Regions from separate parts of the Homo sapiens genome. Here all the other regions are linked to region 2. Evidence: chromatin contacts called from ENCODE Hi-C or POLR2A ChIA-PET data. All regions are on one chromosome and are shown on one strand. Each heading gives the region's core, a stretch centred on a gene start or an enhancer-like site at or near the end of the contact. The rest is flanking DNA. Distances are from core to core; before and after follow the strand shown.

Region 1 (3,524 bases), core at 668-3,167, 280 kb after region 2:
ACCTTAACTTCACCACAGTGATTTCACAAAAATTAGAATTCTCACTCACATTGGCTTTTTGCCAGTGGCATTTTTTTTTTTTAAATCTTTTAACTTTTTTTTTGAGATAGTGTCTTACCCAGGCTGGAGTATAGTGACACGATCACAGCTCACTGCAGCCTTGACCTGGGCTCAAGTGATCCTCCTGCCTCAGCCCCCAAAGTAGCTGGGATTACAGGTTCGCGCCACCATGCCCGGCTAATTTTTGTATTTTTTGTAGAGACAGGGTTTCACCACATTGTCCATGCTGGTCTCAAACTCCTGAGCTCAAGCAATTTGCCCACCTCAACCTTCCAAAGTGCTGGGATGACAGGCATGAGCCATCACGCCTGGTCGCCAGCGGGATTTTCATTTTTTGCTATAAGCCCTGACTCATAAAAACAATAGAAATATTAAAATGATAGCAATAGCCAAAATTTGTATCACAGCTCGTATAGATTTCTCAAAACTTTGACTTCTAGGCCTTTTGCTGTGGGCGGATTTTTGGTAAACTCCTGAAGAAAGTGGAGAAGAAAGCATTAGAGACTATAAGTAGTTAGCTAAGGCTGAGTGCAGTGGCTCACGCCTGTAATCCCAGCACTTTGGGAATACAAGGTTGGCAGATCACCTGAGTTTGGGAGTTTGAGACCAGCCTGACCAACATGGAGAACCTTTCTCTTCTAAAAATACAAAATTAGCCTGGCATGGTGGTGCCTGCCTGTAATCCTAGCTACTTGGAAGGCTGAGGCAGGAGAATCACTTGAACCCAGGGGGCGGAGGTTGCTGTGAGCCGAGATCACGCCACTGCACTCCAGCCTGGGCAACACGAGCGAAACTACGTCTCAAGAAAAAAAAAAAAAGATTAGCTGACTATTGGTACAATTCTTGGTGGTAAATTTTTCTGAATTTCATTTCTCAGTACTAGATAAATACCCTGTCCATGGCAAGTTTGAAACAGAGGAAAACTGAGCCAAGGGAGTAAAAGCCAGGCCAGAACATGAACATGTATTCGGATCTGCCCTCCTGCCCAAATGAGTTGCAATACCTTGTTATATTTACCCCAGAGACAGTAATGACGTGAAAATGGCAGAAGGTCCATTCCAGAGCAACTTCCTTCTGTTGGGGAGGTCCCTATGTGAGTTGAGGAGCTGTGTTGCTCCCCGCATCTTTCCCAGTTGCAGAATCACTGCATGTCGTACACGTCTGTCTGCAAGGCCAGCTCAGCCAGGGGGGCCGTGGCCCTCCATTTTGAGCGTGCTGTGCGTAACCTACTAAAACTGGTTTTTGAAAAATTCTGAATCTGTGTATGAGTTGTATGAAGCAGTTCATACACAGATCCTTTAAAATAAATTATTCTTACAGATTAGATGTTAGAAAGACCTATTGCTATGAGGCATTTCACAGATTTTTTAAATAGTGCTGCATTTGAGTTTTTCATTTTGAAGTTTCTGAGCTCAAAGAAAAAGAGGAATAAAATTTAAACATGAAACTGACTTAGGGAATCACAATGGACCATCCCTGTACATAATGCAAATAAATCTCTCATAATATTTTCAGCAACCTGGAAACACTCTGATGACCACAAATGCTTGTTGTTCAGTTACTCGTTAGTGCCCTATTGATTAGATAAGGCTGATTTTTAATAACTACTGTTTAGCTATCATGATTATTCCCACATCAGTAAGCTGAGAACTTAGCCATCTGCCTATGGTAAATATTGAAAAAGGGAATGGAAGTGAGAATTTACTAAATGGGTCTTTTCATTCTTGGATGTTGAGAAGGTCCACAGATAAGCCAGTAAAGATCTTACAATGAGAGAGCATGTGAGAGCCTTTGAGACAAATGCTGGCCTTTTTTGGGGGGTGCAGGGAGATAGGGCCTGGCTCTGTCACCCATGCTAGAGTGCAGTGGCGCCACCACAGCTCACTGCAGCCTCAAGCTCCTGCGCTCGAGTGATTCTCCCACCTCAGCCTGTACTAGCTAGGACTGTAGACAAGGCACATGCCACCATGCCCAGCTAATTTTTTAAAATTTTTGGTTGAGATAGGACTTCACTATTTTGTCCAGGCTGGTCTTAAACTCCTGGCTTCAAGCCATACCCCCATCTTGGCCTCTCAAAGTGCTGGAATTACAGGTGCGAGCTACCATGCTCATCCTGATCTTTTTAAAAATAGTATTTTGATCCATAGAGCTACTTTGTCAAGGTAAAAGAATTTTCCACTTGATTCTATTAATACTAGAGAACAGAAATTAACTATTGAATACTAGAAGGTATGTTATATGTGGTACCCCATTAAATAATCTTTTCAAAGACAGTATATGGCACTCTAGTGAACTTAAAAAGTGAGTGCTGTTCCCCAGGTTGGATAATTTGTTTTCTTTAATTAGAATGATCTGGCCCATGAAATTTTTTTATTTTGAATTTTTGGCATTTTAACAATACACAGTAGATTCTACAAAATTCAAAGCATTCAGAGGGGTCTATAGTAAAAATCTCTGTCATTCTCACCATCAGCCACCTACTTTTCTTTCCTGGAGGTAACTGATGGTATTTTTCTAATCCCTCCTAGAATTTTTTTAAAAATTGCTTTGTCAATGTGAACAACAAAGAATAACACTTTAATACATTCATTCTTAAGTCATATGGAACCACACAGTATTTTTAAACCAAAATTCATATTATCTTTCCTTTGTGGACAAGAGAGAGAAACACATGCCTAGGGCCTTTCCTGCTATTGGGCAGGAGAAGTTACCTTAACCCATACCAGTCCATGGGCCAGCCCCGCAAAGATGCTTCGACAAAGGAGGCCTGCTGTGCCGCAGTCATGCTGCAGGTCAGCCGCTAAGTGTTAAGGTGACCGCCATGGAGCTAGAATAAAGAAGCTTTGTGCTACCTGTCTCACAGGAGAGACTATTGAACACAAAAGCAAGTTCACAGGGCAGTTTCACCCCGACTTTAACTACTGTGAAACTTAAATTCAGATTCATTATATTTAAACTTATTTTGTCTCCTCTAAATATTTTAGTTGCAATCTAGGCCTTCTCCTACATGTCCCTGTTAATCAAATTAAATCTTGAGGTTTTAAAAAAACAACTGTGTGGAAATTCCCTATAAATCTCTATCCTGATGGTTAGATTAAAATTGAAAGCCAGTAAACCAAGGTTCCAGCCGAAATGAAGGCTATGTTTTATTCCTACATGAAACCATGCCACCCCCATCTCAACATTGCTTTCACACAGTTTCTTGGTTGCCCAAGCTTCCCTTGTTTGGCAGTCTGGTTGTCACAACTATTTCCATTCAATCATCCTTCTGACTGCAAATGAGGTTTTTAAAAAATATGTTTTTATACCCTAGCTTATTCCAAAAGAAATGATTTGTGTCTAAAATGTTTTTAACATTTGAAATTTGTAGTTCTGTAGACAAACCATTGGCAAGGAGGCCAAGCTAGACCGGGAATCTGCTGTTACTGAATCCAGAACTGTGGCTAGTATGGTCGCATTGAGTA
Region 2 (3,261 bases), core at 87-2,586:
TGAATCTGGGAGGTGGAGGTTGCAGTGAGCCGAGATTGCACCACTGCACTCCAGCCTGGGTGACACAGCAAGACACTGTTTAAAAAAAAAAAGGAAATTTCATTGCCATTGTGACCACATTGACAGGTGGAGCTTTTTTTTTTTTTTTTTTTTTGAGACAGAATCTTGCTCTGTCTCCCAGGCTGGAGTGCAGTGGTGCTATCTCAGCTCACTGCAAGCTCTGCCTCCCAGGTTCATGCCATTCTCTTGCCTCAGCCTCCCAAGTAGCTGGGACTACAGGTGCCTGCTACCATGTCCGGCTAATTTTTTTGTATTTTTAGTAGAGTTGGGGTTTCACCGTGTTAGCCAGGATGGTCTCGATCTCCTGACCTTATGATCCACCTGCCTCGGCCTCCCAAAGTGCTGGGATTACAGGCGTGAGCCACTGTGCCTGGCCGACAGGTGGAGCCTTTAAGAGGTAATTAGGCCATGAGGGCTCAGCCCTCTGAATGGACTAAGGCTATTATTATGGGAGTGGCTTAGTTTTAGAGGGAGTGGGCTCCTAATACAAGGATAAGTTCGACCCCAATTCCCCACTCTGTTTCATGTGCTTGCTTGCCATGTGATGCCTTGCATCTCTGGCTTTGGCCATGGGATGAGCCTCACCAGATGCTGGTGCCATGCTCTTGGACTTCCCAGCCTCCAGAACCCATGAGCCAAATAAACATCTTTTTAATAAATTACCCCATCTGTGATATTCCATTTAGAGCAACAGAAAATGAAATAAGACAATTTTTATGTGAATTCCTAATTTATCCATCCATTCACTCATCCATTCATCTGTTAATTTGTTTATTTACCATCCATTCAATTATTCATCACATACTCACTACCTGCTGCTGGGCTCGGCATGGGAATAGGGAAAAAACAGTAAACATGAAACTTGCTCTTTTTTCTCCTAAGGCCCAAAATGTTCCTGATGCCTACGTAGAGCTTCAGTGCTTCAAAATAGCTTAGTATCTATGTTAATATTAGCGTAGTTTTCAGAGACTTCACAAAATGGAATTTTAAAATTGTTTTTATTCTTCTGTTTTTTGTCTTTATTTTTTAACTTTTTTTTTTCTGCTCCCACTTCACTGGGATTATTTTATACTCCTTTAGCAGTCCCATGTAGATGTTTCTTGGTAGTCAGCCCTCCATCACAAGTGATTCAGGAATCCCAGCCCTTTCCATCTGGTGGCTTCATTCTCTAGGGCCTCAAGTTCTTTACACCTAGCTGGCTGGCAGGGGAAGAGAACATGTGGAGAAACACACCCATTTCTTAACTGCCTTGGCCAGGAGTGAGATACATCATTCCGATTGCAAGTATCAGTCACATGGCTCCACTTGGAGGTAGGGAGGTACTAGGAAATACAGTCTCTTGCTGGGCAGAGACTTCCTGGTTACAGTTCTATCACATGAGAGGACTCGTGGTGTACAATTAGCTGTCTCTGCTGCAATACCCAAAACACTTGCATGATTTTGCAGCTGTGAGTAAGATTATTTCGACATAGATAAATCACTGCTGGGATTGCTTACTTTTGTGGTCTAATACTTATATAATACTTAAATGTTTAAGTCTTTCAGAGATTATCTTCCTCCATCTAATTTTTTTTGTTTTGTTTACCTTATTTTTCTTTTTTTCTGATACAAGGTCTTGCTCTGTCACCCAGGCTGGAGTGTGCCATGGCATGATCATGGCTTACTGTAGCCTCAACCTCCCAAGTTCAAGCAATCCTCCCACCTCAGCCTCCTGAGTAGCTGGGACTACAAGCCTGTGCCACCATGCCTGACTAATTTTTAAAAATTTTTTTAGAGATGGGCGTTTCCCTGTGTTGCCCAGTTATAACATATATAACATATGTATTATATATGTTATATAATACATATATATATAAACTCCTTGGTTCAGGCTATCTTCCCACCTAGGCCTCCCAAATTGCTGGGATTACAAGGCTGAGCTACAGTGCGTGGCTTTTTTTTAATATAACAAAATTTATTTATTCAGTGTCTGCTAAGTGATTCTCTTTGGAGCAATGCTTAATTACAGTATAAAGTTATGACATGACATTTGTATCCATTGGTCCTATTAATAAACATCAGTTGCAGAGTATGAAGTTTGCAGTTACAAAATCTAAGTTTTTTACTGAGTAAAACTGAAAATGGCTAGCATTTACATAAAAATGGACAATTTTGCAAAATAGAAGTGATAATGGCACACAGTCCTAATTAGAAGGCTTACTTTCCTAAGAGCATGTGAGTGCCAGTGTATTTTCACTAGGTTTTGTCTTTTTGACATCTGCTTTTTTACAGTGCTGATGATTTCTGTTAATTTCATGAATGACACCTTTATCACATTTCAATCTATGATCTTTTTTTTTAAAGTTTTGTCTTAAGGCTTCAGTGTCTTCATTTGGAAAATAGTGTCATCATCCACAAAGACCTGGTAACAAACAGTGCATAGAAAAGTCATTGAGGACCGGATGCAATGGCTCAGGCCTGTAATCCCAGCACTTTGGGAAGCCGAGGTGGGCAAATCACATGAGGCCAGGACTTCGAGACCAGCCTGGTCAACATGGTGAAACCTCGTCTCTATTAAAAATACAAAAATTAGCCGGGCATGGTGGTGCGCGCCTGTAATCCCAGCTACTCGGAAGGCTGAGGCAGGAGAATCGCTTGAACCCGGGAGGTGGAGGTTGCAGTGAGCCGAGATCGTGCCATTGCACTCCAGCCTGAGTGACAGAAGGAGACATTGCCAAAAAAAAAAAAAAATTACTGAGGTCCTCAGGGCAAACTTGAAACAGCTGGGAAGATTTTGTATGTACGAGAAAGCCCAACCTAAAATTGTTTAAGGAACAAGGGAGTTTCTCATCTCAGAGAACAAGAGGTTTAAAGATGGTGAAGGCATGTGGCACATACACAGGTTGGCTGTTTCAGAGGGACAGTGACCTGGCCATTGTCTCTGGTCCTCCGGCCTCACTGTGTTGGCTGTGTCCTCTCACGGCCACAAGGTGGCAGCAGCAGCCGCGGGCACCGCAGCCTTCCTGGAGGAGCGGTTCTCCGACTCAGGACTACTTCCTTATCACAGGCTTAAAAACCAAGACGCCAAAGAGCTTTAAAAAAAAATAAAAAAATAAAAAAATTAAAAAATATATATATATATAAAATACATATATGTAATGTTAATCAATATTTACCATTTTATAAATAATAAACTGAAAATTTTAAAATATTGATTTATTA
Region 3 (3,818 bases), core at 1,037-3,536, 260 kb after region 2:
AAAGATGGGTATGGGAATTTAAAAATCAAATAAGAGATTGCATGTGTGATTGTGGACTTCTGTACTCTTGGAGGCGAATCCTATAGCAAAAATAGACTTGCATTCTTTCACTTAGGATTAACTCTGCCTGTTCTGCTGAAGTTGCCCCTGTTGTGCTTTTCCCATTTTTTCTTGTAAGTAGATGAGAAAGTCCTTCATGGGTCTTGTCTGCTTACAAAATACAAGGATGGTTGTGTTCTTTTAAAACTAAAATTTGGTTGACCGAACGCTGAACTAGCTTTTATTACTACAATTTAGTTGGTGGCCAAATCATTATAACTTTGTATTCAAAATTGTCTGTGGCTCCAACCAACGTAGTTTGACGGTGACCGATCACCAACTTGGTCTGTTTTTGTTTGTTTGTTTTTAGACAGAGTTTTGCTCTCGTTGCTTAGGCTGGTGTGCAATGGCGCGATCTCAGCTCACTGCAACCTCTGCCTCCCGGGTTCAAGTGATTCTCCTGCCTCAGCCTCCCGAGTAGCTGGGACTACAGGCATGTGCCACCACGCCCGGCTAATTTTCTTGTATTTTTAGTAGAGACAGCGTTTCACCATGTTGGTCAGGCTGGTCTCAAACTCCTGACCTCACTGATTCTCCTGCTTCAGCCTCCCAAAGTGCTGGGATTACAGGAGTGAGCCATAACATGCCTGGCCTTTTAAAAATTTGTTATAAACAGAGTCTCACTGTCTCCCAGGCTGGAGTGCAGTGGCATGATCATAGCTCACTGTAGCCTCAACCTCCTGGGCTCAAACGATCCTCCTGCCTCAGCCTCCCAAGTAGCTAGGACTACAGGTGTGCACCACCACACCCAGCTAATTTTGAAAATTTGTTTTGTAGAGACAGGGTCTTGCTATGTTGCCCAAGCTGGTCTTGAATTCCTTGCCTCAAGCAATCTTCCTGCCTCAGCCTCCCAAAGTGCTGGGATTATAGGCATGAGCCATTGCACCTTGCCCTTCTTCTGTTTTAAAGTGAACTATTTTGCACATGTTTGTACAGACATAAAACATTTCATCCTACTAGGTGCATTTTCTTCAAGACAGATCCCCCATCCTTCTTAGGGAGAGCTACAGAAAGAACAAACAAAGGGTGGAGAGGGAGGCTGGAGAGCCTCCGACTGTCCCAGGAATCTGCCTCCTCGGTGGCCGGGTAGCCAGTCCTCAGCCCAAGGCCTCCCTCAGTCATCCAGAAACCCTGTGCTGGCACTGCCTGGTTTTCCCTGTCCAGGACCAGTATAGTTGGTTTTTGTTCCTCCTACATTTTCAGAAGACTCTATCCAACTCACTGCTATATACAAAAATAGTAATATAGTGAGGAAGCTTTCAATTCCAATTAAATAGATTTCTCCTCTCAGCCAGGCCTCTGCTCAAACCACCTCCAGGGCAGCCTCCCTGCTCCCTCTCTTCAAAAAGACCCCCTTGCTGTTGCTCTGGCTCTCGCTCAACACTGTTTTTTACTTCACGGAATTTCACTACCTCACGTTATCAGGTAGTTCCTGTCACAGATACTGAGATACAGGTTGAGTACTCCTTATCTGAAATGCTTAGGACCAGAATTGTTGTGGATTTCAGATTTCTTTTTAATTTCAGAATATTTGCATTGTATCAGGTGAGCATCCCAAATCTGAAAATTCGAAATACTCCAATGAATATTTCCTTTGAGCATCTTGTTGGCACTCCAAAAGTCAGATTTTGGAGCATTTTGGGTTTCAGATTTTCAGATTAAGGATACTTCACCTGTATTTATTCTCTCCCTGCCACGCCAGGATGTAAGCTCTACAAGGGCAGAGAATGTATTTGATTCATTGTCAGTCCCCTTATAACTAGCATGGATCTGTCCATTTGTATACATTTAGCAAATATTTATCTAATGACTAACAGCTCAGTAGATAAAAAAATGATTGGCTGGACGCATGGCATGTCTTGTGTACTAGCAGGAGGAGAGGTGGCAGAGTAAGGAACGGGCACCAGGCCTTGATTGCCACACTCCCTGGTGGGAGGTGAGGCAGGGCTGGCCCGCATCTTTTCCTTTCCGGGGCTCAGCCTCAGCATTGAGGGGGAGAAGCCAGAGGAGAAGCCTGCCCCTCCATGGGCCACTCGCCTCCAGCACTGTGGCCTAGAGTTTGTCCTTTCCAGCTGAGCAGTGGTTCTCCCTGTTCCACCAGACCCACACTCCCTGAAATGCAGCTCAGTTTCTTGCACTTTTGCCTCAGATTTAGACGTGTAAAATATGTGAACCTCCCTATGCAAATTAAGATTTGAATGTCATCTGCTTCACAGTTCTAGCCATCAGTTCTAAAAATAGTCGTTTTATGGGATTTGAGAAAGAGATTAAGACCGCAAACTTACAATTGAGTTTTTCCCTAGCAGACAGCAGCTGTTCAAACACAACGTGAATCTGGGAGCTTTGAAGAGCTGTGCTGTTCTGCTGCGGCTCAGCCTAGTAGGCGGAGGTTCTTAGGGAGGAGGTACCTTCAGCATGGGTGAGGTCTGTGGGCCTGCAGACAGTGTGTTCATGTTCTGCCATCACCCATGAACCTAGAGGACAGAGTGATGGAAATTGATGACTGTGAGGTGGCAAAATCAGGACTAGCGTTAGTGAACGCCCCGCCCCGTGTCTGTGGCCACATGCAGTTAGCGCCATTTGACTCTTGTTCTTGCCAAAACTACAGAACATTTGTAGCGAGGGCTTTATAGGCTGGAATACCAGTAAACAGCCAGGGAAAAATTAACACCAGCAGAAATGTGACTTTTAAAAAGTAAGATGACCTGTTAGGGACTTTCTGTGGACTTACAGGGGTCCTGAGAAGTCATACCCTGCTGCCTCACTTCTGACCAAACAGTCATCACAGTCATTCATTTCCCCAGGTCAGTGATGACTCAGAATCTTCAGACAAGAGGGGCAGTTCTTGTTATCTGTCACTCCTTCCCCGTTTTTCTAGCACAGCCTTAAAATTATTATGGCAAAGGTACCAGCGTTTATTTTGCTGCTTTATCATCTTACATGGACTATATGCTACACAAACTAAATTAAATTAAATCAATGTGTCCGTGCCCTGCCCTCTCCCAGAGTAAGTTTTCACTTACTTGGGCAAGTAAATGAGTGCTGCACCCTAATTAATTTAATGTAAATTCCTGTGTTGGTGTTCTTGTCCCATTCTTAGAAGAGGGGATTTCCTGGTAACGTTGCCCTAGATAATAATTATTCCTTTGAGACCCTGCAGACCTCACTTCTCCAGGCTAAATAATTTCAGCCCTTTTTCTCCCAGGTTCTAATGTTCCATCCTTTAATCTTTCGCGTCTTCTCACTCCTGCTTGGCTGAGAATTCCAAGTCGTCCGAGCGAATGCGCTACCTGGTTTGGAGTCACACCATCCTCCCTCGCCTTCGAGATGTGCCAGCGACTGTGTTCCGTGTTCATCCAACCATGCTACCTGCCTAATTACCTGTGGGCTCTCTTCTGCTGTGATGAACCCCGCAGATCATTTATTTATATGCTGTGTAAACAGCCTGTTTCTCTTCCTATTTGCCTTTTCTATAGACATGTTTGGTTTGTTTCTGAGTAAAGCAGCTTTGACCAAATGGACTAAGGGGCCATCTGGGGCTCACGATTTTGTATGTGATGGACAAATGGTTAAATTTTTCAGTGGAGTATTACGCATTCTTTAGGCTGTGGTATCAATATGTTGGCACTTCAGAGAGTCAGCACCATGTAGTAAGATAAGGACCAGCAGTGGAGCTGGGGAGGGATGAGAATCACAGCTCTTCCACCATTTATTACTAT

Evidence for each region. Hi-C counts contacts between places; a loop is a spot of excess contacts on that map. ChIA-PET counts read pairs that join two places held with the same protein, here RNA polymerase II (POLR2A). Pooled maps may share reads with other maps.
Region 1: a loop to region 2 is called in a map of Caco-2, with 5 times the contacts of the local background. The contact joins two enhancer-like sites. A Hi-C loop is called at or near these places in 5 of 168 maps with a recorded cell type or tissue (Caco-2, IMR-90, chondrocyte and 2 more), 1 of 37 single-sample maps with no recorded cell type and 6 of 50 pooled maps. POLR2A ChIA-PET finds 5 or more read pairs at or near these places in 7 of 52 experiments (A549, AG04450, PC-9 and 4 more).
Region 3: a loop to region 2 is called in a map of A673, with 3 times the contacts of the local background. The contact joins two enhancer-like sites. A Hi-C loop is called at or near these places in 5 of 168 maps with a recorded cell type or tissue (A673, GM12878, IMR-90 and 2 more), 23 of 37 single-sample maps with no recorded cell type and 10 of 50 pooled maps. POLR2A ChIA-PET finds 5 or more read pairs at or near these places in 5 of 52 experiments (AG04450, GM10248, PC-9 and 2 more).

Annotation. Positions count from the first base shown.
Region 1 is chr6:158,494,979-158,498,502 of GRCh38, forward strand. All of the region lies in intron 11 of TULP4 (TUB like protein 4), which reads left to right. Among named protein-coding and RNA genes, the nearest start is that of TMEM181, 63 kb to the right of the region's middle. Within about 2 kb of position 1,918, at least 2 of the 41 ENCODE cell types and tissues checked have a DNase peak (open chromatin) inside an H3K27ac peak, as active enhancers do.
Region 2 is chr6:158,218,020-158,221,280 of GRCh38, forward strand. No RefSeq gene overlaps it. Among named protein-coding and RNA genes, the nearest start is that of GTF2H5, 51 kb to the left of the region's middle. Within about 2 kb of position 1,337, at least 3 of the 41 ENCODE cell types and tissues checked have a DNase peak (open chromatin) inside an H3K27ac peak, as active enhancers do; they include PC-9, where a contact is called at or near this core.
Region 3 is chr6:158,473,130-158,476,947 of GRCh38, forward strand. All of the region lies in intron 6 of TULP4 (TUB like protein 4), which reads left to right. Among named protein-coding and RNA genes, the nearest start is that of TMEM181, 85 kb to the right of the region's middle. RefSeq lists enhancers at 1,631-2,203, 2,251-2,300, 2,621-2,700, 2,721-2,800. Within about 2 kb of position 2,287, at least 8 of the 41 ENCODE cell types and tissues checked have a DNase peak (open chromatin) inside an H3K27ac peak, as active enhancers do; they include PC-9, where a contact is called at or near this core.